Regions from separate parts of the Homo sapiens genome. Here region 2 is linked to region 1. The links are chromatin loops, found by intact Hi-C in ENCODE. Cell type or tissue: endothelial cell of umbilical vein. All regions are shown on one strand. Each heading gives the region's core, and the rest is flanking DNA. Links, peaks and the distances in the headings are about the cores only. Region 1 overlaps VEZT (vezatin, adherens junctions transmembrane protein). Region 2 overlaps FGD6 (FYVE, RhoGEF and PH domain containing 6).

Evidence for each region. Hi-C counts contacts between places; a loop is a spot of excess contacts. Peaks named below come from ENCODE experiments on the same cell type or tissue, not always from the same donor. Only the 100,000 strongest peaks of a DNase experiment are listed, where the experiment ranks them.
Region 2: a loop joins it to region 1, with 7 times the contacts of the local background. A loop is called at or near these places in 1 of 110 quality-filtered maps.

What each region holds. Positions count from the first base shown.
Region 1 is chr12:95,253,469-95,269,062 of GRCh38, reverse strand. VEZT (vezatin, adherens junctions transmembrane protein) reads right to left here. Exons shown (of 12, transcript NM_017599.4): 3 at 11,824-11,913; 4 at 5,982-6,157; 5 at 2,431-2,706. Among named protein-coding and RNA genes, the nearest start is that of VEZT, 43 kb to the right of the region's middle. In endothelial cell of umbilical vein, for the core only: no CTCF peak of the experiment used is centred there; a DNase peak (open chromatin) is centred at 6,012; H3K27ac peaks cover 2,881 bases.
Region 2 is chr12:95,163,229-95,178,822 of GRCh38, reverse strand. It overlaps FGD6 (FYVE, RhoGEF and PH domain containing 6), which reads left to right. Exons shown (of 21, transcript NM_018351.4): 3 at 6,079-6,223. Among named protein-coding and RNA genes, the nearest start is that of FGD6, 46 kb to the left of the region's middle. In endothelial cell of umbilical vein, for the core only: no CTCF peak of the experiment used is centred there; DNase peaks (open chromatin) are centred at 9,262 and 9,892; H3K27ac peaks cover 2,122 bases.

The DNA.
Region 1 (15,594 bases), core at 4,470-8,469:
TATTCAGGTATTAAAAATCTATAAAAACCAAATTTTAAAAAATCTATAAAAAGCAGAGGATGATGACTGACAGGCTTATGTTAAGACAAGGGAATGAAGGCAAAAAAGGTTTCAATTATTTGTGAGAGAGGACAATTTGAGTCAGAAACAAAACAGCATTCATGATTTCAATATATGGCACTACTGCTTGTGCTCCATTTTACTAAATCAGTTTTAAAAACTGTCTAATTTTGAAAATGTCTAAAAAATTATGATTCAAGACTTATTATTCATTTTTCAACCCATTATCCAGTTAGATAGAGACAAAGGAAGCACAATTTCTTCCAATACTTCTCTTCGTCTGTCATCTGAATGGGTAGAAGTCATAATCTGGAAGGTAAATCATGTCTAACTGGCCCACTTTACCTCTTCGTGCAAATTCCATGGGGACAGATAAAGTTGGAAAATGACACAAGGCACAGAATCCTCTATACACGCCTAACCATTAGTTGAACAAAGCCACTTTGTTCAACCAGTAAGTCCTCTCAATAAAATAAAAAGGAACTATTACTTTTTTTTTGTTTTTGAAACGGAGTCTCGCTCTGTCGTCCAGGCTGGAGTGCAGTAGCGCGATCTCGGCTCACTGCAAGCTCTGCCTCCCGGGTTCATGCCATTCTCCTGCCTCAGCCTCCCGGGTAGCTGGGTCTACAGGCACCCGCCACCACGCCCGGCTAATTTCTTTTTGTATTTTTAGTAGAGACGGGGTTTCACCGTGTTAGCCAGGATAGCTACGATCTCCTGACCTCGTGATCCGCCCGCCTCGGCCTCCCAAAGTGCTGGGATTACAGGTGTGGGCCACCGTGCCCGGCCGGAAATATTACTTATTTTAAGCATGATTTTTTTAAACTTTTAAAATTTGACACTTAAACAACTTAAAAACGTGCTATCCTTTAAGTCAATAAGAAGTAGACTTCAACTAATGCAACGACAAAAATCAACAGATGCTAAGAACTTTTATACTTTTTTTTTTGAGACCAAGTCTGTTGCCCAACCTAGACAGAATCTGTTGTCTCCAGTTCTGTTGCCCAAACTGGAGTGCAGTGGCACAATCTTGGCTCACTACAGCCTCAACCTCCTGGGGTTTAAGCAATCCTCACACCTCAGCCTCCCGAGTAGCTGGGACTACAGGTGTGTGCCACCACGTCTGGCTAATTTTTTATTATTTGTAGAGATGGGGTTTTGCTAGATTGCCTAGGCTAGTCTTGAACTCCTGGGCTCAAGTGATCCTCATGCCTCGACCTCCCAAAGTGCTGGGATTACGGGTGTGAGCCATTGTGCCTGGCTGACTTTTATACTTTGATTGAGAAGAAAGAGAAATTATAAAATCCATCTTATGTCTTGGGATTGTGTGTAGAACACAAGAGAGTAAAGAACAAGATAACTACTGGGATTCTTCCATTTCTCTATTCCATGATTTTTTAGAAACAGTGTTTATCTCAAGATTGTGTAATGTTCTAGAGCAGAACAGAGTGAAGGATGCGATGGCTACCAGAGGTTCTTCACTCCCTCTTTTCATGATTTTCTAGATACGACTAATTAAGAGCTATGAATGTTCTTCACCATATGCTTACTTTCCCCCACCTATAGATTGCAAAAGTTATATAGGTTATATAAATTATTAAATATACTAGCACACAACTGTCATCTGTTAGTGTTTGGCAGGTGTCCAGTGTACTGCAAGCCGGGTTTAGAATCAGATGGAATGGATATGAATATTTACCATTTATAATTCTATGCCTTTAGTTGTATGCAAAAGTGACTAGCATAGTATATGGAATATAGTTGGTGCTCAATAAATGTAACTTTCCCTTTAATAATAGATTAAGTAGTCAATATATCCTACAGCTTAATATACTTACAGCTAGACTGGTGAATATTTAATTTCCTGTAAGAATGGAAAACATCACTATTTGCATGATATTCTGAGAGTATCAGTGCTATAATATCTGCTAATATTTACCTGAACAGTTATTAGTACATGTCAAGAGTTTTCAAAATGCATTTATAGCAGATACGTCTATCATAAAGAAGGCATTTGAAAGGGAGTAATGGGAGCAAGCATTTACTGGGTAACTACTGCACGTTAGGTTCAGTATCAGACACTCTCTATATATTATCTCATATAATCACATGGTAACATACAGAAATAATCATGATCTCCAAAGTACTTTAGTTCCTCAAAGCAGATAGGCAGAATCATACTACATATTAAATCTAGCACATAATGTATTTATTCCTTCACTTAGCAGTTAATTGACTTTAGTAAGTACTAAAGAGAAAAGCACTTTTTTTTCCTATAAATGCAACATAGAAATGAAAATAGGTAATAAATATTCTCCTTTATGGAATAGAAAATAATCATTTAAGAAATAAAATAAAAAATGAACTCACAGTGTAAATCCTCTGGAAATCACTTCGGTTTCTTGAATGAGACGTAAAGCTTTTCTCACGAGGTTAGTAAAAGCTCGGCTGTTTGTGGCCATATCTTCCAAATGAACGCTGTATTTTTTTAGGGTCACTTGTAGTTTGGCTGTCCTCCATAATCTCAAAGCTCTTATGACCAGATACACAAATAGAATCACTCCCCATACCAGCCAGGAAGACACAATCCACCAAGTGGGAAGCATAACGAGCAAGCTAATGAAGGCAAATAGCATTGAGAGATCCCTGGGAACAAGAAAGGAAGAAAATGATATGCATCAGATTAGAGAAAGAAAGATGAATTACTTTAATCAGTAAAAACAAAATTTAAATTTAGGTTTACTAAATAAATAAAATGCTAGCTTCTTTGTAAAGCATAACTTAAAAATATATGACATTTAAGAAGGTGATGTGAAAGATTTTTAAAATACCTCGCAACTAGACAATAGTGCTTAGGTATTAACATCTGAGCTGATAAATTTAAGTAAGAAAACAGGTATCTTCTGGAATCAGGTAAAGCTGATTTCACAAAAGAAACTCAAATTCTCTGTAGGTGCTGACTGAATGCTGGGCAGAACCAACAAAAGGCCTCTACATTTCCTACATATACAGAATCTGGAGCTAGAAATACCACCCATCGCCTGCAGGATAAAATCAAACTTCATTAGCTCAGTCTACAAAATCCTTCAGAAGTTGGCCCAGAACATGTCTTGAGTCAGATCAGCATCCCAGCCCTCAACTCCAAGCATTGTAAACCAGAACATCTCTTCCTTCTCTTTCCTTTTTGCCTGGTGTCATCTTATATTTAATACCAAAATCCTATGCGTTCAAACCTTCCTCTGACACCAAGTCTTCTGTGAAGATTTTGCCAAAAGCTTGAAATAGTTACTTCTAATTTTAGCCAACCCCTCTTCTGTGACCCCAAAGAAATTGCTACATTTCTCTTTATGACATTAATAAAAATGATAATAAATATAACAATAGGCATCTTCTGAAACCACTTTTAAAAAAATAAAAAATATATGGAATCCTTAACCTAAAAAGCAAATTAGAGATTTTAAAATCCGATTTTATAGATTTAAAAGTAAAAATACTATTTCAGAGATATTATAAATCCCTTTTCCTAAAATCAAACTTTATTTGCATAGAAACACATACTAGATCAAGAATATGTACACATTTTTCCAATTAGAAATGATACACACTTGATGAGTAATTGTTTGAATAAAGTCCTCTAATTTTAAATAATCATCATCAATTTGGAATATACATACTTACCACAGACCATGATATGGACAAGGTTTGTACTTTTATACTACTTTAATTGAAACAAAAATATGTACACATTTTAAAATTCATATCAATTGCAAGTCTAACAGACTAAAATACATCTTTAAAGCAATGAATGCTTTGGTGAAAATGTGTATATATAAGAAAGAGGGGGCCAGGCACAGTGGCCCACGCCTGTAATCTCAGCACTTTGAGAGGCACAGGTGGGAGGACCACTTGAGCCCAGGAGTTCGAGACCAGACTGGGCAACACAGTAGGACCCCTTCTCTACAAAAAATTTAAAAATTAGCTGGGTGTGGTTGCATGCATCCGTAGTCCCTGCTATTCGGAGGCTGAGGCGGAGGGATCACTTGAGCAGGCTGCAGTAAGCCGAGATCATGCCACTGCACTCCAGCCTGGGTGGCAAAGCAGGACCTTGTCTCAAAAAAAAAAAAAAAAAAAAAGAAAAGAAAAGAAAGAGGGGAGTATAAGGGGGATGTGTCTGAGAATAGCTGAAAAACAGCAATATTTGGAAAGAGTTATAATAATCATATTGCAAAGAAAATCACATGCAATTTCTTATTAAATATTTGCCCTGGCCAGGTGCAGGGGCTCGTGCCTGTAATCCCAGCACTTTGGGAGGCTGAGGCAGGCAGATCACTTGAGTTCAGGAATTCAAGACCAGCCTGGGCAACATGGCAAAACCCTGTCTCTGAAAAAAATACAAAAATTAGCCAGGTATGGTGGCATGCTCCTATAGTCCCAGGTATTTGGGAGGCTAGGGCAGGAGGATCACTTGAGTCTAGGAGGCTGAGGCTGCAGTGAGCTGAGGTCACACCACTGTACTCCAGCCTGAGCAACAGAGACCCTGTCTCAAAAAATAAGTAAATAAATAAATATTTGCCCTAATTTCCTTTAGAATCCTTTACTTTTCAGATAATACTGGCAATACCATAAAGCAAAATCTCATCATATACTTTTGTATGTTAATAGTAAACTCTAAAATCATTTATAGGTCTCATAGTTGCTTGATTATATTTGTGGGTAAAGGAAAGTTAGTAAAGTAGTAAATTCTTAAAACCTATGGTTCCTTCTATCAGCTCCTTAAATTCTTGTATTTTTGAAGGATAAGAAGCTTTACTTCTTCATGATCATATCTGAGTGACTGCAGAATGAAGCATTTGTCAGTGTGACAGGGAAGACATAAATACAGAACCTTGAGGCCAATGAATGTAACTGCCTATATAACTTGAACAGTTTGAATAGTGATTTAGTGTACTTCTTGATTCATTCCTCCCTTCTATGTCAAATTTAATAAAGTACTTTAACAGGAAGAAGACATCAATAATTTTTTATATATAATCGCTTTTTGCTACACATTCTTTTTTTTTCTTTTAACAGATTATTGCTTGGGACTTCTGCTCTAGACCCAAATAGTTCAAGAGGTTGAAAAGTTTTAGGATGGTCTGAATGAATCATCAAATCACATTCCCTGTGATCTTTTCTCAGCCAACACAGCCAGAATCAACTGCCTACCTCCATGTCCCATCCTATTCTTGGTGTCTCTACAATATAGTTACGATAAAACCTATTAATTATAAAGAAACACAAAGAAGGTTAGGTTTGCATGCACACATGTGAATAGGTGTATGGGTAAAATAAATTCTTTTTTTTTTCCCCTTAGAGACAGGGTCTCGCTTTGTTGCTCAGGCTGGAGTGCAGTGGTGTGATCACGGCTCACTGCACTCTGCAACTGCTGGGCTCAAGCAATCCTCCCATATCAGTCTCCCAAGGAGCTAGGTCTACAGACATATGCCAACATACCTGAACTCATTTTTTCATGTTTTGTAGAGATGGGATTTTGCTACGTTGCCCAGGCTGGTCTCAAACTCTTGGCCTTAAGCAATCCTACCACCTCAGCCTCCCAAAGTGTTGGGATTACAGGCATGAGCCACTGCACCTGGCAGAGTAACTTTTTGGCACTTGTTATACCCATTTGCTAGGTTGCTGAGCACAGAACTAATTTTAATGAGTTGGAAGTATATAATAACCAAATTGGATTTTTTTCCCTAGCTTCACTTTAAATAGTATTTACTTTAGAAAGGCACTTTTTCCCCCCATATTGTTACTTTAATTGTACTGCTAAATGTATGGAATGTTTATGCCTTTACAATGGAGAGCACAATGATGGGTTTCCTCTGCTAATACTCTGTATGTAAGCAGTCAAAGAATAGGTGTTTTCTGGACAGTACCAAATATTAGGGGTTGCCAGGGAGCAAAGTGTTGGAAGGTGTCCATTTTCCTGTTGTTGAGATTGCCCTGCAGACAGGATACTGGGATCAAGTAGCTCAATCAGCTCCACATCCTCTTGTAACAGGACTTCCTGTTGCAGGATGGTATGTAATGAGTCGAGTCGGAATCCAATATCCTTGCCATTAAAATACCAGAAGAGAGGTATTAACACATATATAATATTGCATTAAACGCTAAGCTCCTAATGTACTAATAAAATTTGGTGGTGTTTATTTTCAGAAGATACTTCAAGAAGAAACAACAGTCCAATCTACCTTCAGTATGATAGCTGGGTTTTATTTTCACTGTAAATGTGAAACAGTAAAGGTTGAGATAGACATTATTGAGCCATCAGATGTAAAAGATAAATTTTTAATAACAAGATGTAAAGTAATTACAGATTAACAAACTTGTCTAGTTAAGCCTAATTGATTAAATTGCTAGGGCACGACATGGAAAATATAATCCTATAACATAAAAGATGCTGTCCCTGAAGCTGTAACAATATAGCCAATATTTAAGAATTTTATTAGCAGGATCAAGGCCTCCTAAAAATGGATATTCAGATATTTAAAAATACACTATTAAGGAATGCAATGTAAAATCACACTAACATTTGCATAGCACTTTATAGTTTACAAAATGCCTTCACATATACGAGCTCATTTATTTCTCCTTCTCTTCTTTCTATTCATCTATCAAGGAATATCTTCTATAAGCCAGGCATCAGGCTTGACACTGAAGACACAAAATGAAAAAGATATACAAGTCTCTATTCTTAAAGAGTTCGTAGTTTAATGAAGTGACCCAAAAAGTAAACAGTTGCAATATAACATGCAAAGGAGTGTGATGAAATACACCTAGAGTACTATGAAAATGGCATAGAGGGACCAAGCCTGTAATGAAGTCAGAGAAAGTAAAAGAGGTGAAGCCTGAGCTAAGTTTTAAAGGATGAACAAAAATTGACCAGACAAAGGAGTTGGAGAAGTGGGATGGTACAGGATAAAAGCCTTTCTAATTTGGGGAAGTGTGAGTCGTCGATATTAGATGATATTATTAATAGATTGTGCACAGAGTGCACATGGTAGAGAGGTGAGAGATGAGGTAGCACTGTTAGGGCAGATAGGTGAATTCTCACAGTAACCCTGTGATGTACCTTATCATCCTCCTCTCCATTATGTAGGGGAGAACACCAAAGCCCAAAGAGATTAAGTAACTTTCCAGAATTTTGATTTCAAATCCTAAGCGTTTGGTAGCTGTGTTTCCCTGCATATAGTCTGCCTCAAAAGAAAATTTAAAGTTGTATTTTGTATTAAATTTAAACAAATAGAGGCCGGGTGCAGTGGCTCACGCCTGTAGTCCCAGCACTTTGGTAGGCCAAGGTGGGCGGATCACCTGAGGTCAGGATTTCGAGACCAGCCTGGCCAATATGGTGAAACCCCATCTCTACTAACATACAAAAATTAGCTGGGCATGGTGGCACATGCCTGTAATCCTGGCTACTTGGGAAGCTGAGGCAGGAGAATCTCTTGAACCCAGGAGGCGGAGGTTGCAGTGAGCCGAGATTGTGCCACTGCACTACAACCTGGACAACAGAGCAAGATTCCGTCTCAAAAAAAATAAAAATAAAAAATAAACCAAAACCAAACAAACAAATTTAGTACTAGAGTGATCCTACTATATGATCAAAATAAAGAGAATGATGGACAAGGCCATTAACAATTAAAGTAAAACCTGTTAGGTCTAGGGTGTGAAGGCAACAGGTTTGCTCTTCTTAGTTAATTTAATCATCCCCACACCACACATTCCAGGCCTCGCTGATCATAATGAGGACTTCAGTAAGAATGAGGTGAACCATATATCAAACTGAGCCCATGACCTCTTGATCAGGGTTATATGCCACTTTTAGAGAAGAAGATTTTTAATATTAGGTGCATTTAGATATATTTTATTTATCTTCAGTCCAAAAAGAGAGCATCTTCTCAATGGAATGTTGATCTTTCTTTTAGCCTGATATGGCTTTTTTTTTTTTTTTTACCATCTACTGACACACTCTGCATGTACCTCTGCAGCACTTTTATGTTTCATATTTGAACAACTGCCTCTTCTCTCTTCCCACAATTCTGATTCTAACATTAGGAACCACTTAATTTGACATCCCACCCCACTTTCATAAAAACAGAGCAACACAACTCACTTTATACTATTGTTCAGAGGGGAGAAAAAAGGAGCGCAGGGGCATGGTAGCTTTTTGAGTAATCTCTGAAATTGATCTTACTATTTGGTTCCCCAATTAGACACAGCCATATTCAATGCAAGTATTAAAAATCAAACTTTTGCTACAAAAGCTTTAGACCATACCTTTTATGAGACTTCTATGTACCTATATAAGGTAAGTTTGAAGAAGCCTAACGAGTTGAAGGCTAAAGCTGACAGAGAGTGGAAAAGCCAGTAATATTCAATGGCAGTGCTCTCTCTTCACAGATATTCTACTTAATCAGTTACTCACTTTCTTTAACACCATTCCCTGGCATCAGACTTATGTGTAAAACTGGGATAACACCTCCCCAAAACCAACGTGCTTAGAGGAAGTATTAATAGCATTAGGAATATCTGATTTAAGAATGTGACAAACCCACTGGGCACTGTGGTTCACCCCTGTAATCCCAGCACTTTGGGAGGCTAAGGCGGGCAGATCACTTGAGGCCAAGAGTTCAAGACCAGCATGGCCAACAGAGTGAAACCTCATCTCTACTAAAAATACAGATATTAGCCAGGTTTGGTGGCGTGCACCTGTAGTCCCAGCTACTTGTGAGGCTGAGGCACAAGAATTGCTTGAGCCTGGGAGGCAGAGGTTGCAGTGAGCCGAGATGGTGCCACTGTACTGCAGCCTGAAAAATAGAAGGAGACTCTGTCTCAAAAAAAAAAAAAAAAAAAAAAAAAGTGATCAACCAACAACCTACAATCATCTATGAATACAAATAAACTTGAAAGGCACCAAGACACTCCAAATAACTAAAACAATGTTATCTTAGTGATTAGATTGCCTCACGTAGAGGAAAAACTTGAACTATATACTGATTATTATAACGGTTTAAATTGAATCAGATTAATGAATTAAGTTTCTTTCTTAAGGATAAAATGTAAAATTAGATATTACTCTTTGATTATAAAAATAAGAACTGCAGAAAACATGTTAACTGTGTTACAAGGTAACAATCAAACTACCAGAAAAACTGACACCTGCAAATTAAGAAACATGTCATGACAGTACTATTTGGACTGGGAAGCCCAGATCCAGGTCTCAAACAAATGAAGAAACTGAAAAGGTGCTAATTCTGATCGATTTAAATATTAGCAGGTATCACCTGCATGGCTGGAGGCTCTATGCTCCTGGGATGTGTACTATGTAAACTTTGGCACATTTTCAACAAGTCTGAGTGCCAGGACTTAGTGTCTAGCTTTATATCCTTGCTCCACAACTTAAGCATGTTAATAAGCTCTCTGTGCCAGTTTCCTCTTTGGCAAAAGTGGGATAATAACAGTAGCTACTTCACAGGGTTGTTATGAGGATTAAATAAGTCAGTATCTATAAAATACCAAGAAGAGTGGCTCATAGTAAGCACTGTATGTTAGCTATTACTGTTGTCACTATCTATGCAATAACTGAAACAATAAAGAAAAGCACACGTTGGATATATTACAATACAAAAACTTATAGAACACAAAGTAATTATTACTAGGTTGATGCAGAAAATAAGAGACACAATAGGCTGAAGTTTCGGGAAAGCTTTGAGAAAAAGCTAGGAGTGCTTATTGAAAAGATTCTAATGGATCAAGAAAAAAAAAACAGAAAGTATTCCATCACAGTATAAGAGCACAAACATAGACATACAGAATAAGTACGGAATAAAGGAAAATGAAGACTGGGTTCATTGATACAAATACTGGTGGACAAAGCTGGAAAGGTAGGTTAGGGCCAAATTATGCAGACTCTTTAGTGCTGACGTGACAAATTTGGACTTGATTTGATTGATAAAGATCTTTCCAGGATCTAAATAGGGAAGTGGCATGAGAAAGTACTTAGGAATTCCTTTCTGCATGGATGAAATGAAAGGTTATGAGAAGGCACAGATAAAAAATTAAGAGATTTTGATTTCTTTTTCCTTAGGGATGAAGAAGAGAACTTATTCATTTGTCAGTATTCTTCAAAGATCTTAATCACTTTGGATATCATGGGGCTTTTTATACAAGGATCAAATAAGATAACACGTGTGAAAGCACTTTATAAGCTAAAAGGCACTTAAAAAGTGCCATTACCACTACCCATCATGGTTGCTATAAAGGATTTTTTTAATTTTTAAGAAAAGTACTATAAAAATGAACATTAGTAAAATGTTCAGATATCACAGAGCAATTGCCAATATTCTTACAAAAGAAATGAGGGCCTGCTTCAATATCTGTATAGCTAACAACATTTTAAATACGTCACAATCAAGGGGAAAAAGTCAAGCAATCTCACGCCAAAAGCCACCTTGGCAATTTCTTGTTCCATTACTAGTAAACTAATCCTTAGGTATGTATTCTTATAGTTCTCCATAATATAGGCACAAAAGGGATGCATACAGAAGCTGGCACTGTATAGTGAAACATCACATGAAACATGTGGCCAGTGACACAGAATCAAGAATGAAAAGACCAGGCCTAGGCAGACTATGACTAAATCACAGAAAAATGTATATGGATCCATATACCTTACCACAGTCCTAGTATCACTGAAGAATGAGATGGCTCCACCTGGATAAAAATGGCATTATATGTAGACGATAAGACACTTCATTGACCTTCTCAATACACCTTCAACAAAGATGAAACCCTGAACAAAGAACTTGACAATTTGGATTGCTAAAAAAGTAATTTTAGTCAGCCAAAAAATAATAATACTTGAGCTAGAGAGGTCGTATGCTATAGCAGAAAGAGCATGGCTTTGGAACCAAGAGACCTGGGTTCAAATTCTGGCTCTATCACTTTCTAGCTGAACATTTTTAGACAATTCACTCAGTAAGTTATTAAAACAAACTGATTGTCTGAACCTTGGTTTTCTCGTTACTGAAGCAGACTAAATCTTATAGTGTTGTTTAGATTACCAAATCAAAATGTGAAAGCACTTTGTAAACAATCTCCTTACAAATGTTAATTTACAGGAATGATAATTCTTAAGGTTACAGGCCAGCAGAGATCCTGAAACCTGCTTACTTGTAACTACATTACTCCTTCTGGGAGCCATGAGAACCACATAACTTGAATTTTTAGGCTATACTCCCTGGATTTTGTATTGTTAGGACGTCAGAAGGTTGAAGTATTTCCCCCCTGGAGTTCTGTTACAGCAGAGAGTAGAAAAAAACAAAGCCTCACAAAAATCACAAAGACCTTTCAGGTTGACTGTTTCGAGTCTTTGGGAAATTCTGTGATTTAACAGATTGAATTGATCCCACTAATGACATATTCCTTTACCTATAGAGAGGGATACCTGTCAATGGAGGAAGAGGGCAATAGTAAATTAGCAATCTAACAAATAACGTTTCAATAACTATCAGAGTATTCCATTCTGAGTGGCTAATAACCTCTTTAAAAGCTATAAACAATACCAGTAAGCCCAAATTAAAAGATCCTGAGTTACTGCAGAATCTCTAGTAAAAATCAATTGCTGGCCAAATTGATAGCAAAACAAATTCTGATTCACCAATTATTTCACTAATAACCTAGAACCCTGAAAAGTGGCAAAAAGAAGTGACCACTTACCAACTTGTGAAGTAAGTCATCTTTCTTATTGCACTGAGAAAAAAAAATCCAACTTTTGATGGTTTCAGCCACTTTTAACAGGATACCTTGCTGAAGGAAATGAATGACATTGTATAGGATTATTAAAAGCATACCCAAACAGCAGAAAAACTTCAAAGTACTTACCTCCAATCAATGAGAATTTATATCAGAAAAGGAAGAAAAAAATTGTCCAGGTTATATACCTTGTCAGTACATCTCAGCCTCCTTATTAGTTCCTAAATTTTGTTGCATATCAGGATCACCTGGAGATTTTAGTTAGAAACATATTCTTGGGCCCCCAAACTAAAGATTCTGATTCAATACATTTGGAATGAGGCCTGAAAATCCGATTTTTAAAGAGCAGGCAGAAGTCATTCTGAAGCAGCCCATTTATCCTGGGGAGACTATGTACTATGTCAACATGATGATAGTATTTATTTCAGAAAGAAAAATCATAGGGTGGTTACAAGTTCTCAAATATTAAGACCATTTCATTCCACAATACTAAGTCAAAAAGATACTTTGACCATTTTAGAAAAACTGTCATATATTGATAAAAAAGCTTTACTACTGAATCAACCAAAAATTCAATTTACCTTAATAGCCCATTCCTTGAGCATGCCAGTAAGTGCAGTTTATATTCATTGAGTGATTACTATATCCCAGGTACTGCAAAGGGTCATGGGAAAAAAGATAAATACATGTAACTATTGTTTTCAAGAACTTAGTATAGAAGAAGAGACAATATAAAGAATTACAATCAATGTAAAGTCTGAAAAAGTATTGGAAAAGAGGAGGTCAGAGAGGAGCTAACACTGGAGTTCAGTCCTAACGGATGAGTAGGAATTTAACAAAGAAGGGAAGAACGAGTTGGGCACGGTGGCTCATGCCTGTAACCCCAGCACTTTGGGAGGCCGAGGAGGGCGGAGCACCTGAGGTCAGGGGTTTGAGACCAGCCTGACCAACATGGAGAAACCCCGTCTCTACGAAAAATACAAAATTAGCCAGGCATAGTGGTGCATGCCTGTAATCCCAGCTACTCGGGAGGCTGAGGCAGGCGAATCACTTGAACCCGGGAGGCAGAGGTTGTGGTGAGCCGAGATCGCGCCATTGCACTCCAGCCTGGGTGACAAGAGCGAAACTGCATCTCAAAAAAAAAAGAGAAGATCACTTCAGTCAAGGGAAGAGGATGAAGGAAAGAGCCATTAAAGCACATGTCATGGGGATGGTGGCGCACTCCAGGACAGTTATGACCCAAGAGAAGAAGGGATTAGTAAGGAAGTTAAAAAGGTACACTGAGATAGGTTTTAAAGGATCTTAGACTTACACACCATAATAGTATGAACATTATCCTGTAGGGTGTGAGGAGCTACCAAAGATTTTTATGCAAGGAAGCGAAACAATAAAGAAAAATAATTGGCAATAGTGCAGGGGCTAAACTGGCAGGGTATGATTGTAGACAAGAAGCATGATTAAAAGGATATTCAAGGCCGGGGGCGGTGGCTCCCGCCTGTAATCCCAGCACTTTGGGAGGCCGAGGTGGGTGGATCACAAGGTCAGGAGTTCGAGATCAGCCTGGCCAACATAGTGAAACCCCGTCTCTACTAAAAATACAAAAAATTAGCCGGGCGTGGTGGTGGGCACCTATAATCCCAGCTACTCAGGAGGCTGAGGCAGGAGAATCGCTTGCACCCGGGAGGTGGAGGTTGCAGCGAGCTGAGATCGCACCACTGCACTCAAGGCTGGGCGACAGCGCGAGACTCCATCTCAAAAAAGAGAAAAGAAAATTAATCACTCAGCTAAATAACAATAAAGGCCTTTAAGTTAGGTAATGAGTACAAAAAAGATCATGAATAAGAGTTAGATTTAAGAGACACAGAAGCTGACTTGATGTATCACTTGATGACCAAGGCTATGTCAGCGCGATTGGAAATGGTATGGTAACTGAGAGGGTGGTGATTTGGGACTATTAAAAAGAACACTTTTTGTTTGTTTGTTTTGGGGGTGTCTGAGGGGGTAGTGATTTGGGACTATTAAAAGGAACATTTTTTGTTTGTTTGTTTTGGGGGTGTCTGAGGAAGTCCTATTTTAGACAAGTTGAATCTGAGCTTTGTGGGGCACATGTAGAAGAAAATGTCTAACAAGCACCTGGAACTCAGCAAAGCCTGGAGAATGGACATAAGTGGCAAGAAAGTAGATGAGATCCCCAGAGAAGATATCAAGCCAACGAGAAGCCTGCTGCTAAAACTCTATGGAATGAATTTAAGAATAATCACAGGAAAAGAAACCAGAAAAAGAGACAGAATGAATATTCATAGTAAGAATATCAGGGCAGACTACTTAACAACTACTAACAAGCATATGCAAAAATAAAGTTAAAAAAGAGAGAGCAATTAATGCTAAGGATGGTTTCATTAAGAACTCATAGAAAAACAGCTTTTCAGAGGAAATAATTGATACTTCATTCCTTGAACAGAATTTTGGGAGCAATTCTAAACATACATTCCCTGACAATGAGCTAAACAATACAACAAGTTTTCTAAAATTTAGCTCTCCCCAAATTAGGAAAAAAATTGGTCGGGCATGGTGGCTCATGCCTGTAATCTCAGCAGTTTAGGCCAAGGTAGGCGGATCACTTGAGGTCAGGAGTTTAAGACCAGCCTGGCCAACAAGGTAAAACCCCATCTCTACTAAAAATACAAAACTTGGCTGGGCGTGGTGGCCTGTGCCTGTAATCCCAGCTACTTGGGAAGCTGAGGCAGGAGAATTGCTTGAACCTGGGAGATGGAGGTTGCAGTGAACCAATATTGCGTCACTGCCCTCCAACCTGGGCGACAGAGTGAGACTCCGTCTCAAAAAAAAAAAAAAAAAAAAAAAAAGAACTTCGTTTTAGAAAAATATAGATCCTACAGTTAAAAACTTGTCTTAGAAATGTGCAATATGGCTGGGTGTGGTGGCTCACATCTGTAAGGCCAAGGTAGGAGGACTGCTTGAAGTCAGGAGTTTGAGACCAACCTGGGCAACATAGTGAGTGGTAATTTTTAAATCTTTACAAAAAATAAAGAAGAAAATTAGCTGGGCATGGTGGCACATGTCCGTGGTCCCAGGTACTTGGGAGGCAGAGGTGGGAGGATCACTTGGGCCCAGGAAGTGAATGCTGCAGTGAATTGTAATCACACCACTGCATTCCAGCCTGGGTGACAGGGGAAGACCCTATCTCAAATAAATAAATAAATAAATAAAATGAAGACAAAACAAACTTTCTAGACATATGATAATTTTTTTGAGATGGGGTCTTGCTATGTTGCCCCAGCTGGTCTCCAACACTTGGGCTCAAGTGGTCCTTCTGCCTCAGCCTCCCAAAGTGCCGGGATTATAGACATGAGCCATTGTGCCCAGCCTGGTAATTTTTTAAAACAACCTCTGGCTATGCTTTTTATTGTTCCTCAGTTTCTGAGGGGATTCAATTTTAAACTCTCACTTGACTTATTTATAAACTAGCAACAACATTTCTATATATAAAAATACTTGTCATAAATGACAATAATACCTATAAAACCCAAGTTTGTATCAAAACAAAACAAAACAAAAAATTAGAGGTCAATGACCATCTGCTGCTCTAAGACTATCCCCTGGCCATTCTTTGTTTTGTGTTGCCAAGTAACCTCAAATCCAAGCTTATTAAATAGCCTATTATATACAAACCACTTCCCAGGAACATTCACTCTTAAAAGGGGCACAGGGAAGAAA
Region 2 (15,594 bases), core at 7,682-11,681, 93 kb after region 1:
AACAAAATTCTGTGGTACTGTCCCTTTAAGTATTTTAGTGATTTTATTTATTTTTATTTTGTGAATACTAAAGAATTTAACTCAAAAAGTTTATACACTACATATATACATTATAGGATTTTAAAAACTGAAATTGAGATAATAAAATCATTAATTTTTAAATTAAAATTTGTCTTAACCTTTAATCAAGCAACCTCTCGAAGAGAAGATTAAAAATCAATATATTTGATACCTTTATAATGCAAGGACATAAAAAAATTGATAGATGTCCTTTTCTTTCAGGGGGAAGGATTTCTGCTATTATACTTATTCAATAAGAACATCAGCATCCATAGCCTTACGTATTACTGAAGCATTGATGTTTCTTTTTTGTGAAAGCAGTTAGGAGTGGAGAAAGACCTACTAGTTGATCTGGTTTACCTAGTTTACCTACTTTACCTACCAGCACTCAGGAGTCACACTGGTTGAACTTGATATTTGTTCAGTCCTGTCACCTGGCTCTGCACATACTTAAAATAATTGTGCACCATCTTGTGTTTGAAAAACCTAAAAACATGATGTGCATACGTGACGGTTGCTTTTTGGAGGATGCAAATGGCCAACTATGCCTATTTCACAAGTCGTGCCATGTTTCCAAACTCATTTTGGTGGTAGACCTCAAGAACATTACTTGAGTAAGGGATGGAGAAAATTCTAGAATTGCTGTGTAATTGAGAAGACCTGAAAAGGAGAGTAAGAAGGATTTTTTAAATAGTTTTTTTTAGGCACGGTGGCTCATGCTGTCATCCCAGCACTTTGGGAGGCCAAGGCAGGAGGTTCATTTGAGGCCAGGAGTTCAAGAGCAGCCTGGGCAATGTAGGGAGAGACCCTGTCTGTACCAATAAATAAATAAATAAATAAATAAATAAATAAATTGTTGTTTAAAATTGATTTGATTCATGGTTTTACTGTGACAGTGGAATCTGCAGTCCTATAAGGGAACTGAAGTAACAGAAGGAAATGTTTCCTGGTAAAACAAAATAGAAATAATTTTTTGGTGAAAATTGTATACCAATTTTATAGTTAGTGTGCTATAATAACTACTAAATAACTTGAAATTTATTTTGCTAATTTAAAGCCCATAATGGTAGTTTTTTTCCCCTCATTCTGTGATAAATATGAAATGTGCCAAAGGAAACACATAATCACCAAGTCATAATGAGACAGCATTTGAAAAAAAATTATCACAACATCCTGAGGACAAGCAGGTTTCTGTTCAGTTTGGGCCAGGAGTAGAAAGAAGAGGAAGAGAAAGACCACAGAAGTTGAGATTTACATGTGGTGACTTGGAAATAAGAAAGAAACTTCTGAAGGTGAGGGAATTGGAAAGAACTTCTTTCTTCAAGCTTGGGAGGAATTACATGAAACATTCCTTGGTAAAGGGGCTCAGAATAAAACCACAGGCAAAAGAAGAAAAAGATAGCTGGAATTTGTCAACAACAGAGAAGCCATTCTTAACTCAGCTTTTCCTTTCCTTCTCTCGGCCATCCGATCCCTTATCCCTTCTCCTTGCTGGAATTTTTAATTTAGTAGGGGCTCAGAAGGATGTTTTTTGGTGAACCTGGCAGTTGCTATGCTGGCTTATCATTGTACAGGTTTTCTGTTCCTAAAAACTCTTAGAGGAAATGGATTTAGTATTTTTAAAAAAGATAATTCCACTGGGCATGGTGGCTCATGCCTGTAATCCCAGCATTTTGGGAGGCTGAGGCAGGCAGATCACCTGAGGCCAGGAGTTCAAGACCAGCCTGGCCAACATGGTGAAACCCCGTCTCTACTAAAAATACAAAAATTAGCTGGGCATGGTGGCGTACACCTATAGTCTCAGCTACTCAGGAGGCTGAGATGGGAGAATCGCTTGAACTAGGGAGGCGAGGTTGCAGTGAGCTGAGATCACACCACTGCACTCCAGCCTGGGTGACAGAGTGAGACTCCATCTCAAAAAATAATAATAAAATAAATTAAAATTTTAAAAGATAATTCCTTCTAAAAGAGAAGGACTTCACTTTAGTTGTGACTTATTACCTGAAAGAAAAATTTGATATACTTCCAGTGGAGGTGTGCTGTAAATATATAGAAACTAGCATATAGAAAAAAATAACTTTTAAAAAGTGATGGCATCATGTAGTCTTCACTTCAGATGTGTAGATGTTAGCATGTGGAATTGAAGGAAACAGTTACCCATCAGTAGGAATTTAAGTCTGGCTTTACTTGTTTGTCTTAATTCCAGTGCACTGGAAACAAACTGATTTTCTAGAAACTGTGGCTTCTTGCAGAAGCAAATCTGACTTAGGGTGCTTGGGGAAGTAGAGCCCACTCTTTGTTCTGGTTGCTGTTGGAGCTTACTTTCCTTTTACTTCAGATATCAAATTATGAACTAACTAGGCAGAAAGACGTGGAGGAAGCCCTATGTCCTGTTCCTTTACCCCACAAAGCAGACAGTCTTAGGATGTTATCATTCGGACAGTGGGAAGGAAATAAACAGAACTCCAAACTATACAATTGGCATTAGTAAGGAGTCCTTGTTTCATTATCAGAAATCTAAAATTGGCTGCATATGGTGGCTCATGCCTGTAATCCCAGCACTTTGGCAAGACTGAGGTGGGAGGATTGCTTGAGCCTGGGAGTTTGAGATCAGCCTGGGCAACACAGCAAGACCCTTGTCTATTTTTTCAAAAAAATAAAAATAGAAATCTAAAATTATCTAGGTAGATTCAGAAGCTGACAACAGTTGTTTGGGAAAATAGAGTAATTGTTTTAGAAATGAACATGTAAAATGTGGATCCTAGATTTTGCTGCTAAACCATTATCTTTCCTTTAAAATCTGCTCCCTTGTTTTAACATTTGTTTCAGTTCATGTCACCCTCATTCTGCTTGTGACTTGGACTTGACACCTTGATGTCTTCCATAAGTTTTTCCTCCTCACCCCTTTACCCTAAGTCCTGGTGATTTTTCTTTTTTTTTTTCTTTTTTTTTTTTTTTTTTTTGAGACAGAGTCTCACTCTGTTACCCAGGCTGGAGTGCAGTGACATAGTCTTGGCTCACTGCAACCTCCACCTCCCTGGTTCAAGCGATTCTCCTACCTCAGCCTCCTGAGTACTGCAACCTCTGCCTCTTGAGTTCCAGTGATTCTTCTGCCTCAGTCTCTCTAGTAGCTGGGATTACAGGCACATGCCACTGCACCCGGCTAAATTTTGTATTTTTAGTAGAGACAGGTTTAGCTCTGTTGGCCAGGCTTGTCTCAAACTCCTGGGCTCAAGCCATCCACCCACTTTGGCCTCCCAAAGTGCTGGGATTACAGGTGTGAGCCACCATACCCGGCCCTGATTTTTCTTCCTCTTACATCCATCCCTTTCTCTCAATTCCTGATGTAGCCACCCTGGTTCAGGCCACCTGCACCATTAAAATTCAACACCTGTTGCTTTCTGATATCATTTTCATTTATTTGGTGAAAAATTCTTGAGGGTCTCTTGTGTGTTGGGCTGTATGGTGAGGATTCAGCTGGAAAACACAATTTCAATTTCCTTGTCTTTGGAAATTTACATTTTAATGAGGGAAACAAGTCTACCACCAAGTGCAGTTTAGTGAGATAGTTAAAGGATTCAGAAGAGACACCAAAATCTCTCCTTGTTTCATGGCATTGTGTTTTGATTCATGTAGTTTTAATATTTAAAGCTTTTTTCTTGTTTTCAGATGTTCACTTTGTACTTTAATCCCTCTTGTATCCCTAATGGATGTGGCAACACCTAGTTACTATATTCTTAATAATAGCCTTCCAAATGATGTTTGACCAAGAAACACCTTTCACCCCTCTCTTCAGACAAAATAAACCTAATTTCTTTTTTTTTTTTTTTTTTTTGGAGATGGAGTCTCACTCTGTCGCCCAGGCTGGAGTGCAGTGGTGCAGCCTCGGCTCACTGCAAGCTCCGCCTCCCGGGTTCACGCCATTCTCTGCCTCAGCCTCCCGAGTAGCTGGGACTACAGGCGCCCTCCACCATGCCTGGCTAATATTTTGTATTTTTAGTAGAGACGGGGTTTCACCGTGTTAGCCAGGATGGTCTCGATCTCCTGACCTCGTGATCCACCCGCCTCAGCTTCCCAAAGTGCTGGGATTACAGGCGTGAGCCACCGCGCCTGGCCAAATAAACCTAATTTCTTCATAGGTGCCACAGCCCTATTACTAACTATCTGAATCTATTATACTTAGGAGTCTAAAACAGTACCCAGATGGGCTGGATCAAAAAGCCTTTTAGAGCAGAGCTTCTCACACATAGACTGGGATTTTGTTACAGCACGGATCCTGATTCGGTGGGTTGTGGGTGGCCTGAGCGTGTGTTTTCTGAGGAGCTTCCAGGTGATGCTGCTGCCGATTGGAAATTGAACATGTGTTGTGTTAACAGGGTTTTAGAAGATATAAAGAGATAAGGAATTACGATAAAAACAAGTGGTGGGGTACCTTTTCTTCTAGCTATATGGTTGGATCCTATAGTCTGTCCACCCTGTTAACTCTCATTTGCTCTCGCTAATCTCAGTCAACAATTAACTATCCGGCGGGGTTGGCTCTTATCCCTGCACCCAGAGACAGTGAATCCTGCCAGTGATCTAACCAGAAAGTTGCTATCCTCTATCCACCACTTACCCCCGGGGAGTGAGTCTCCTGCATGTCTTGGGGAGCTGTGATAAAGTATGCACCCACCTTACGAGGCTATGATATGACTCCCAGAGGCCCCAGCCATTGAGTAATGGAAAACCCCGTCTTTAGCAGTGAGAGGTGTTCCTTTTGGCACTGTGCCTCCAGCCAGCTGGTTTGTGTAACAGTTGGGCTCCAGGAATGGCTTCTGAGGCAAGTCTGTATCCTACCATGTGTAATCAGGAACTGGCAGAAAATTTATCTTTAGCTTTTAAGATTCCCATTAGAGATTCTCGTAACTTGTAACCTTGGCTGTTGAGTGACCTGCCTGTGACCTGCTGAAAGAGCCTGCCAGAGTGGAATGCAACTGTCTCCTTATTCTGCTTGAGTGTTTTTCCTGATGATTGTGGATCTTTTACTGACCCCACCTATACTCTTCTATTCTGCAGATATTCTTGTAGACTTACGACAGAAAAGCAGTTGCTACAGGCAATTGGCTCCTGAATCTTTCCAGCCAATGCTAGAAGGAATTATTTTCATCTCTTCTTAGGGAACTTTCCTATGGAATTCCCCCCACAGATTGGATTGCAACAGTGGCTTTTAGATTCATGAGATCTATATTAAAACAAACGGAGGAACCTTGATGATATCAGGCTGGCAAGGAGGAATTGGTAAATGGCCTGGCTCTGTGGTTTTCCAAGTTCAGCTTGTATCAGAATCACCTGGAAAGCATTAAACAAGCTTACTTATTATTTGCTAGGCCCTGTGCCCCAGGTAGTTGTAATTGCTGGGCAAATTGCTGGGCCCTGGGCCCCTCGTAGTTCTAATGCAGCAGGTCTTGAGCATAATCTGAGAATTTGTAACATTTCCTCTTCCTCCCCATGTCTTGTGAACAGAACAGTGATAACCATAGAGCAGGGTACATGTTCACAGTTGCACCTGCACTGTTGATTGTCGTCACCATTATTACCCCCGAGTCCTCATAGATTTGTTACTTGTTTTTTGTTGTTGTTTTAAACACCAAGGCCCAAGGAAACAGCAATTCTTCTGGTATACCTGGCAGCCTTTTATGGTAAACCAGCTCACTTTCTGTAAAGCTTCTTAGTTTATTCTAGGAGTAGAGACCTGATCTTCTTTGGGAGGGATATATAGAAGCATAGGATGGGAGCAGCTGGGAAACTTGCTTCCCACCCACCTTCTTAACATTAAAAATTCAAAAAATTAATTTGAGTTTTTGGCAGCTGAGACAGGGTGAAGGAAGGGAAAGTTGGCTGATCTGGGTCTTTTCATTCTTCCACATCCCTTAGATATATCTTGTTTGCATTATGAAGATAAGATGTTGATTTGGTTTTTGTTTTGCTAGCACTTCTTATTATTGAAGGTGACTAATACCTGCTTTCTGTTGAATGCAGTTCAGGAGCATCCCAGGAGGAACAGAATGATCTTGGTCTTGGTGACCTTCCCTCTGATGAGGAGGAAATCATCAACAGTTCTGATGAAGATGATGTCAGCTCTGAGTCAAGTAAAGGAGAGCCTGACCCACTGGAAGATAAACAGGTATACTTTGGTACTTAATTGCTTCTTGACCTCTCCCTATGCTTGGGAATGATATTTGTCTGCATAATAGGCACAGAAACCCTTGTGAGTTTTCTTAAAACTTATAAAACACTTTCAAAATTTAAATTTAATTCCTGCTATAATGTGGCACCTAAAATATTCTCATGTTACCAAGTATGTATCACTTAGAGATTACTTAGTGATTTTTGAGAAATTATTATTTTGAGACAGAGTCTTGCTCTGTTGCCCAGGCTGGAGTGCAATGGCGCCATCTCAGCTCACTGCAACCTTTACCTCCCGGGTTCAAGCCATCCTCCTGCCTCAGCATCCCAAGTGCCTGGCATTACAGACACCTGCCACCACGCCTGGCTAATTTTTGTGTTTTTAGTAGAGACGGGGTTTCACTATGTTGGCCAGGCTGGCCTCAAACTCCTGACCTCAAGTGATCCACCCGCCTCAGCCTCCCAAAGTGCTGGGATTACAGGCGTGAGCCATGGTGCCAGGCAAAGAAATTCTTTTTCCTAATGTCCAATGGCTTGCTTTTTGATAACAACCCCCCCCCCCTTAGAATTGTTCCCTGTACTGCTACCAATTTTTTGTAGATTTTTTTGAAATAAAGAAATTATATGCATTTTAGACTCAAATTATTTTGGGAAAGAATAAAGATGGCTGTTAATAGTACATCATCATTTGCTTTGAAATAATCCAGTGTGTGTATGAGTTTGGGGGGAGCACAGCATACATGAAGATTGTCTATGTGTTCAGAGTTGTTTAAGATGCATGAGGGCTGGGCACGGTGGTTCACACCTATAATCCCAGCACTTTGGGAGACCGAGGGGGGTGGATCATGAGGTCAGGAGATCAAGACCATCCTGGCTAATGCAGTGAAACCCCATCTCTACTAAAAATACAAAAAATTAGCCGACCATGGTGGTGGGCACCTGTAGTCCCAGCCACTCAGGAGGCTGAGGCGGGAGAATGGCGTGAACCCGGGAGGCGGAGCTTGCAGTGAGCCGAGATCACGCCACTGCACTCCAGCCTGGGTGACAGAGTGAGACTCCGTCTCAAAAAAGATGCATGATGCAGGGGTTCATTATAATGTCTCTCTAGTTTGGCATGAATATATTTATCTCTTTCATTTGAAACCACATTTTTTAAGAGACATTATTAAAGGGAAAAAGTTAGTACATCAACAATATCCCCAGGAATGTTACAGCAATATGGAATTTGAAAAGATCCACATAGCATAGCAAGCCATGGAGAAAATTCATGTGCCATAATTTCGCCTAATTCCTGTGCCATAATTTTATCAATCTATTGTTCTTCCTGTTTAATATTTTTGCCCTGTTTAAATTTATCTTCAGGCTTAAATGAATGGCCCACGTGCAGCAGTCTGAATTTAAGTCCCAGATCCACCAGCTATGATCTGGTCAACTTTGGGCCAATTATTTAACCTTTTGGGACTAAAGAGTACCATTTTATAGATAAAAAAAAGAATAGTACTCATAGAATTGTGAAGATTAAATAATCTGATACATGGAAAGCATTAGAATATTGATCGGCACATAATAGCTCAGTGATCATTTATTTATAACTAGCCAGACTTCATTTCTATGCTGTGAAGTATTAAATCATGGTGTTGGGAATAACCACTATAAATTACTTAGGCTAGTGAATTTGTAAAACCCCTAAGACAGATGAGTGACTCTCTTCTTAAAGACCCACAGCACTCAGCAATGTATAGATTTTACTTTGACTATCAAGTAATTCCTTTTGTGTCTTACTGGTGTCTGTCTTGCTTTAATTTGAAAGCTCGTTTTCCATGTTGCAGCTTCATGGACATAGATTCTACAAATGTTTATAGAATTTGCACTATGTTCCAGGTACCACTGGTATTTACTAGAGATAAGCAGTACTCAGGTTCTAAGCTTCTATGTAGCCAACGTTCTTTTCTTTTGAGAAGGAGTTTCGCTCTTGTTGCCCAGGCTGGAGTACAATGGCGCGATCTCGGCTCACTGCAACCTCTGCCTCCCGGGTTCAAGTGATCCTCCTGCCTCAGCCTCCTGAGGAGCTGGAATTACAGGCACCCATCACCATACCCAGCTAATTTTTGTATTTTTAGTAGAGACGGGGTTTCACTATGTTGGCCAGGCTGGTCTCGAACTCCTGACCTCAGGTAATCCACACACCTCGGGCCTCCCAAAGTGCTAACACTACAGGCATGAGCCACCCTGCCCGGCCTAGCCTATGTTCTAACAGGATAAGAGGAACCTACTGTGCTTAATCATAATCAGGAAGAACTTCAGAGTGTTACAAGCTATGAAGGAAACAAATCAGAGTGATGTGCTACAAACCCAGGAAGGTACTTTGGGAAAAAGCCTCTTAGAAAATGATATTTGCCTGGGATTTAAATGACTGGAAAGAACCAAAGCCTGTGAAGAATTTGAGGAAGAACATTCAAATTGTCTTCTTTTTTTTTGAGACGGAGTCTTGCTCTGTCTCCCAGGCTGGAGTGCAGTGGCACTATCTCGGCTCACTGCAACCTCCACCTTCCAGGTTCAAGCGATTCTCCTGCCTCAGCCTCCCGAGTAGCTGGGATTATGGGCACCCACCACCATACCTGGCTAATTTTTGTATTTTTAATAGAGAAGGAGTTTCACCATGTTGGCCAGGCTGGTCTTAAACTACTGACCTCAGGTGATCCACCCGCCTCAGCCTCCCAAAGTGCTGGGATTACAGGTGTGAGCCACCACGCCTGGCCTCAAATTGTCTTCTTGAGGGCCATAATTAAATCAATCCTGACTCTCTTTGAAAAGCAACTCCCAAGTTTTTTCTTTTCCTAGCAGACACTCTTTTCTATTGTTTTGGTCTAGTTGTTTGTTTTGCGTGAATCTTTTCCCATTTCTTTCCATACTTCTTGGAGCACTGACCAAAATTGGTTTCCACATTCTATCAGGGATCTCACTGATACATCGTATAAAGGAAGGATTAATCTTTAACCCAGCAGTGTTATGTCTGTTTCCAACACATCCTGTGATAACACCGCCTGGTTGACTCACTCATTCTGTGGGCAGTGGAGACTCCCAGGGTTCCTTCCTCTGCGTTTGTGCCTGCCTTTCCTTTCCCTTCCTGTATTTATATTACTGTTTTATGTTATTAGTTGTGCTATATTGCAGTAGCCCTGTTAAATTTTTATCCTTTTTTTTTTTAAAGGACTATTTCTTTAGTTAATCATGGACATTGTTTTTAGTGCAACAGAGTACATTTATTTTTTTCATCATCTCAAGCATTTACCAAGCCTTTATGTGATTGTGTTACAGACATTCCCATTATACTCTTATTTTAAAATATACAATAAATTGTTGACTGTAATAACTCTGTTGTGCTATCAAATACTAGATTTTGTTCATTCTATCTAACTGTGTTTTTGTACCCATTAAATATTCCCAATACCCTCCACCCCTAATTATGGACATTGAACATTTTTTACCTGATGCCACTAGTACTAATAATTTCCCTCCTTTAGAATTCTCAGCCACGCTAATGAATTTTCTCTTTCTGTCTCTTCATCTGAGACAACAATAGCACTAATAGAATAGTCTCTTTCTTTCCAGACACTTGTTAATCCATCTGGCCACAGCCTGGTGAATGCCCTTCTCTTAAGTAATTTGCTTTCATAGTTGTTAGAACACGGTCTTTGGAGTCAGATTGCCTGGGTTCCCACCACTTACTAGCTCTGTGATCTTGAACAACTTACTTAATTTTACTTTGCCTTAGTTTCCCCATCTGTAAAAAGAAGAGGAAAAAAAGTGGACACTTGACTTTATTTTCTAAGATTGTTGTGATTATTAAGTGATTATACACTGTTTAGAACAGAGCTTAACACAAAGTGAATGCTTAGTAGATTTTTACCTATTATTGATTTTTTTTTTTTTTAAGATGAAGTTTCACTCTTGTCTCCCAGGCTGGAGTGCAGTGGTGTGATCTCGGCTCACTGCAACCTCTGCTTCCAGGGTTCAAGTGATTCTCTTGCCTGAGCCTCCTGAGTAGCTGGGATTACAGGCATGCGCCACTACACCCAGCTGATTTTGTATTTTTAGTAGAGACGGAGTTTCTCCATGTTGGTCACGCTGGTCTCAAACTCCTGACCTCAGGTTATCTGCCCACATTGGCCTCCCAAAGTGCCGGGATTACAGGCGTGATCCACCGCGCCTGGCTGCTATTAACGATTTTTATGAAAATAAGCAAGCCAAATCTTAAACATCTCAAATCAAGCTTTCTGTAATCTTACCAATAAATATATTGTTTCTGGCTTGGCTTTTCTTATCTTTGATGAGTAAATATGAAACTTATTTACATGTAAGGTAGTATTTTGTTTAATGGGAAAACTTGAAATTTGGCATCCTAAGACCTGGGTTTTAGTCTTAGATTTGTCACTTACTAACTGTATGACCTTGGTCGAGTAATTTTTTAAAGTCAGTTTATTTACACGAGTATCACTTCACAATTGACTTCAGGTGACTTAAAAAAAATGTGTGTAATACAAAAAGTCAAAATGTTTTTTTTAAAGAAATCAGGTTGTCAACATATAAATGGTGCTGGAATCACTGGATATCCACCTGCAAAAGGATGACATTGGACCCCCTTCCTTTCAACATACACAAAAACTAACTCAAAATGGATTATAGACCTAAATGTAACAACTCAGGCCCAGTGCGGTGGTTTGGCTGGGCGCGGGGGCTCACACCTGTAATCCCAGCACTTTGGGAGGTCGAGGCGGGCAGATCACTTGAGGTCAGGAGTTCGATACCAGTCTGGCCAACATGGTGAAATCCCATCTCTACTAAAAATACAAAAATTAGCCCTGTGTGTTGGTGCATGCCTGTAATCCTAGCTACTCAGGAGGCTGAGGCAGGAGAATTGCTTGAACCCGGGTTGCGGAGGTTGCAGTGAGCCGAGATCACACCATTGCAGTCCAACCTGGGTGACAGAGCTAGACTCCATCTCAAAAAAAAAAAAAAACCTCAAACAGTAAAAAGATCAATCACCCAGGCTTAAGAATCTGAATAGACTAAAGAAGATATACAGTGGCCAATAAAGATGTAAAAAGGTGTTCAACATCATAAGCCGTTAAAGAAATACAAAGCAATGCTTCAGTGAGGTACCACTGCACACCCACTAGGGTAGCCATAATCAAGAAGATGTACAGTAACAACTGCTAGTCAGGATGTGGAGAAATGGGAGTCCTTATAGGATCTAAAATGGTGCAGCCACTTTGGAAAACAGTCTGGCAGCTCTGAAAAGTTTAAATGTAGAGTTACCATATGACCTAGCAATGCTACTCTTAGGTATCCACCCAAGAGATATGAAAGCATATGTCCACACAAAAACTTGTAGAGGAATGTTCATAACAGCATTATTCATAATAGTCAAAAAAGTAGAAAGGGCCAGGTGCAGTGGCTCATGCCTGTAATCCCAGCACTTTGCGAGGCCAAGGTGGGCAGATCACTAGGTCAGGAGTTCGGGAGCAGCTTGACCAACATGGTGAAATCCCGTCTCTACTAAAAGTACATAAATTAGCCAGGTGTGGTGGTGCACATCTGTAATTCCAGCTACTTGGGAGGCTGAGGCAGGAGAATTGCTTGAACCCGGGAGGTAGAGGTTGCAGCAAGCCAAGGTCATGCCACTGTACTCCATCCTGGCCAACAGAGTGAGACTCTGACTCAAAAAAAAAAAAAAAAAAAAGTAGAAAGAACCCAAATACTAATCAAATGATGAGTGGATAAACTAAATGCTTTATATTCCTACAATGGAATACTATTCAGCCATAAAATAGGAATGAGGAATGACTGATAATGGGCATGGAGTTTCTTTTTATTTATTTATTTATTTTTTTTGAGATGGGGTCTCGCTCTGTCACCCAGGCTGGAGTGCAGTAGTGAGATCATGGCTCACTGCAGCTTCAACCTCCTTGACTCAAGTGATCTCTCGTCCCTTCCTCCTTAGTAGCTAGGATTACAGGTATACACAACCATGCCCGGCTAATTTTTTTTTTTAAAGACATGGTCTTGCCATGTTGCCCAGGCTGGCATCCAACTCCTGGCTTCAAGCAATCCTCCTGCCTTGGCCTCCCAAAGTGTTGGGATTATAGGCATGGGCCACTGCACCTGGCCTGAATTGTATGCTTTAAAAGGGTAAAAACCTATTTTGTAGTATATGAATTATATCTCAACAAAGCTGTTATAAAATAAACCTTGCTGAAGGAAAAACAATAGTGCTAATGGAAGATTTGTACAGAGTAATGTATATCATGTAGTCCTATTCATTAGCTGAGGATGGGCCACAAATTTGGCTTTCTAGCAACTCAGGAAAAGTCGGTGATATCAGGCTGGGTATGGTGGCTCATGCCTATAATCCTAGCACTTTGGGAGGCCAAGGAAGGAGGATAGCTTGAGACCAGGCTGGGCAACATAGTGAGACCTTGTCTCTACAAAAAATAAACAAGATTAGCCAGGTGTGGTGGGGCAAGCCCCTGGGAAGTTGAAGCTACAGTGAGCTATATTCAGGCCACTGCACTCCAGTCTGCACTCCAGCCTGAGCAACAGAGCAAGACCCTATTGAAAAAAAAAAAAAAAACAGAAAAAGAAAAAACAAGCCAGGCATGGTGGCTCACACCTGTAATCTCAGGACTTTGGGAGGCTGAGGTGGACAGATCTCTTGAGCCCAGGAGTTCGAGACCAATCTGGACAACATGGCAAAACCCCATGCCTACAAAAAAAAAACAGACACAAAAAATTAGCCAGGTATGGTGGTTCATGCCTGTAGTCCCAGCTACTCAGGAGGCTAAAGTGGAAGGATCACTTGAACCTAGGAAATGGAGGTTGCAGTGAGTGGAGGTCATGCCACAGCATTCCAGCCTGGGCAACAGGGAGGCCTCATCTCACTTAGGAAAAAACAAAATTGGCCGGGCGCGGTGGCTCATGCCTGTAATCTTAGCACTTTGGGAGGCTGAGGCTGGCGGATCACCTGAGGTCGGGAGTTCGAGACCAGCCTGACCACCATGGAGAAACCAACCTGTCTCTACTAAAAATAAAAAAAATTAGCCAGGCGTGGTGGTGCATGCCTGTAATCCCAGCTACTCAGGAGGCTGAGGTAGTAGAATCCCTTGAACCCAGGAGGCGGAGGTTGCAGTGAGCCGAGATCGCACCATTGCTCTCCAGCCTGGGCTACAAGAGTGAAACACTGTCTCAAAAAAAAAAAAAAGAAAAAAAGAAAATTGATACACATCTGACATAGGTACTGTTTTTCTTCATGTTGCATGAAGAAAAGGAGTCTTATACAAGTTAAGTAACTTGCCTTGGAACCCCAAGTTGGGGTTTTTAACCCAATCTGTCTCTACTAACAACTTGGTACAGCCATGGAAGCTGAATGATGTCAATGAAACATGTTGAGGTGAAATACCTAGCCATGCTGATCTGTCCTGTTCCCTTTTCTAAATTTTTATTTTTATAGTTTTTGGTCTTTCCTTTCAGGGCTTAAATGCTTGTTTAAAAAGTAAGATGTATTTATTCTACTTGTTTGTGGTTAGAATATTCATCGTCTTCATCTTTCTTATATATTGATTTCCTTGTTTTTTTAAAAAATCTTTGTAAAGTAGCTCATATGATACATACTTTCATAAAGAAAGGGCGAAAACCTAAGAGAGCATTGTTTAGAGATTAATCATGATGTCACCTCATTTTTGAAATAACTTAATGATAAAGAGATGTTTCTCAGGCAGTCTGGATGTTAACATTTTTTGTTTTTTATTAGAACTCTAGAGTAGGATAGAAGAGGCCTTTTAATAATTCTATTAAAAAGTAATGGATAGGCTGGGCATGGTGCCTCCTGCCTGTAATCCCAGCACTATGGGAGGTCCAGGTGGGTGGATCACTTGAGGTCAGAAGTTCGAGACCAGCCTGGCCAACATGGTGAAACTCCATCTCTACTAAAAATACAAAAATTAGCTAGGCACAGCAGTGTGTACCTGTAGTCCCAGCTGCTCGGGAGACTGAAGCAGGAGAATTGCTTGAACCCGGGAGGTGGAGGTTGCAGTGAGCTGAGATTCCCGCCACTGCAGTCCAGCCTGGGTGATAGAGCAAGACTCTGTCTCAAAAAAAAAAGGAATGGATAAATTTCACTGAATGTCACTTGTAGTGAACACATATGATAAGAACACAATTAAGAATTTACAAAGCTGCTGAGGCAGGAGAATGGCGTGAACCAGGGAGGCGGAGCTTGCCGTGAGCCGAGATCGTGCCACTGCACTCCAGCCTGGGTGACAGAGCGAGACTCCGTCTCAAAAAAAAAAAAAGGAAGGAAAAAAAAAAAAAGAATTTACAAAGCTGGGCTAGCGTCAAGAGATTGGAACATAAAACTAGATTTCAGATCAAAGGTTCTGTTTTGGAATTTGTTTGACTTATTTTATGACCTTGACAAAGTTATTTCATTTGTGGCTCATGTTTCAACTTCCACAACAGTGTACTTTTGGGAGACGCTGTTATTTAACAGGGAACTGCTTTGAAATGCAATGTAATTTAAGTGAGGATTTTCATTAGCTGAAAAGTTGAGATGCCATGGGGTGTGTGTTTTTCCATCGCTGTTTGACTTGGGTCACAATCAGTCATTGTTCTTACAAGTTGGAGATAATATAGAGCTTTTAATTTTTTTTTAATTTATATTTGACTTTCTGTCCACTTTGAAGATGATTATAATCCATTGACTTATTTCTAATAATTTTTATACCTCTTTATTTAGCTCTGTAGCTTTCCTGGTTTAGAAGGTAAAATGGACAATGGAATATATAGACTCCTAGAACCTTAGAATTGGAAAAGACCTTAATCATTTAGTCCAACCTCCTACTCTTTTATGTGATTAAAGCTTTTAGTTCATTCGAGTTTGCATTTTTGTGTTATGCAACACATCTTCAAAAGCAATATGCTCTGTCTCAGATTCTGAGAAGGTGGCAGCCATCCTTATACACATTTGCTTATTCGTAAATATTAATTGCACAGTGGACCAAGCAGCGTGCTATGTGCAGAAGGATACAGGGTGAATTAGATCGGAGACTAGAGGGAATTCAGACATTTCAGCAAGTAAACACAGTCTACTGGGTTAAGTCCTATAAATATTACATGAATAAGAAAATTATCTTGTCCTTTGATAGTAGGAGGGAAAGAATGTCAAGGGAGCCATCATAAAAAAAAAGTTGGAGTGTTGTCTTAAAGGACGTTTGGAATATGAAAGGCAGAAATCTTCAGGGAGAAGGAGAAGTGCTGGGGAAGCAAGTCAAGGCAAAAGGAAAGGTATATGCGCAAAGGGACAGACACAGA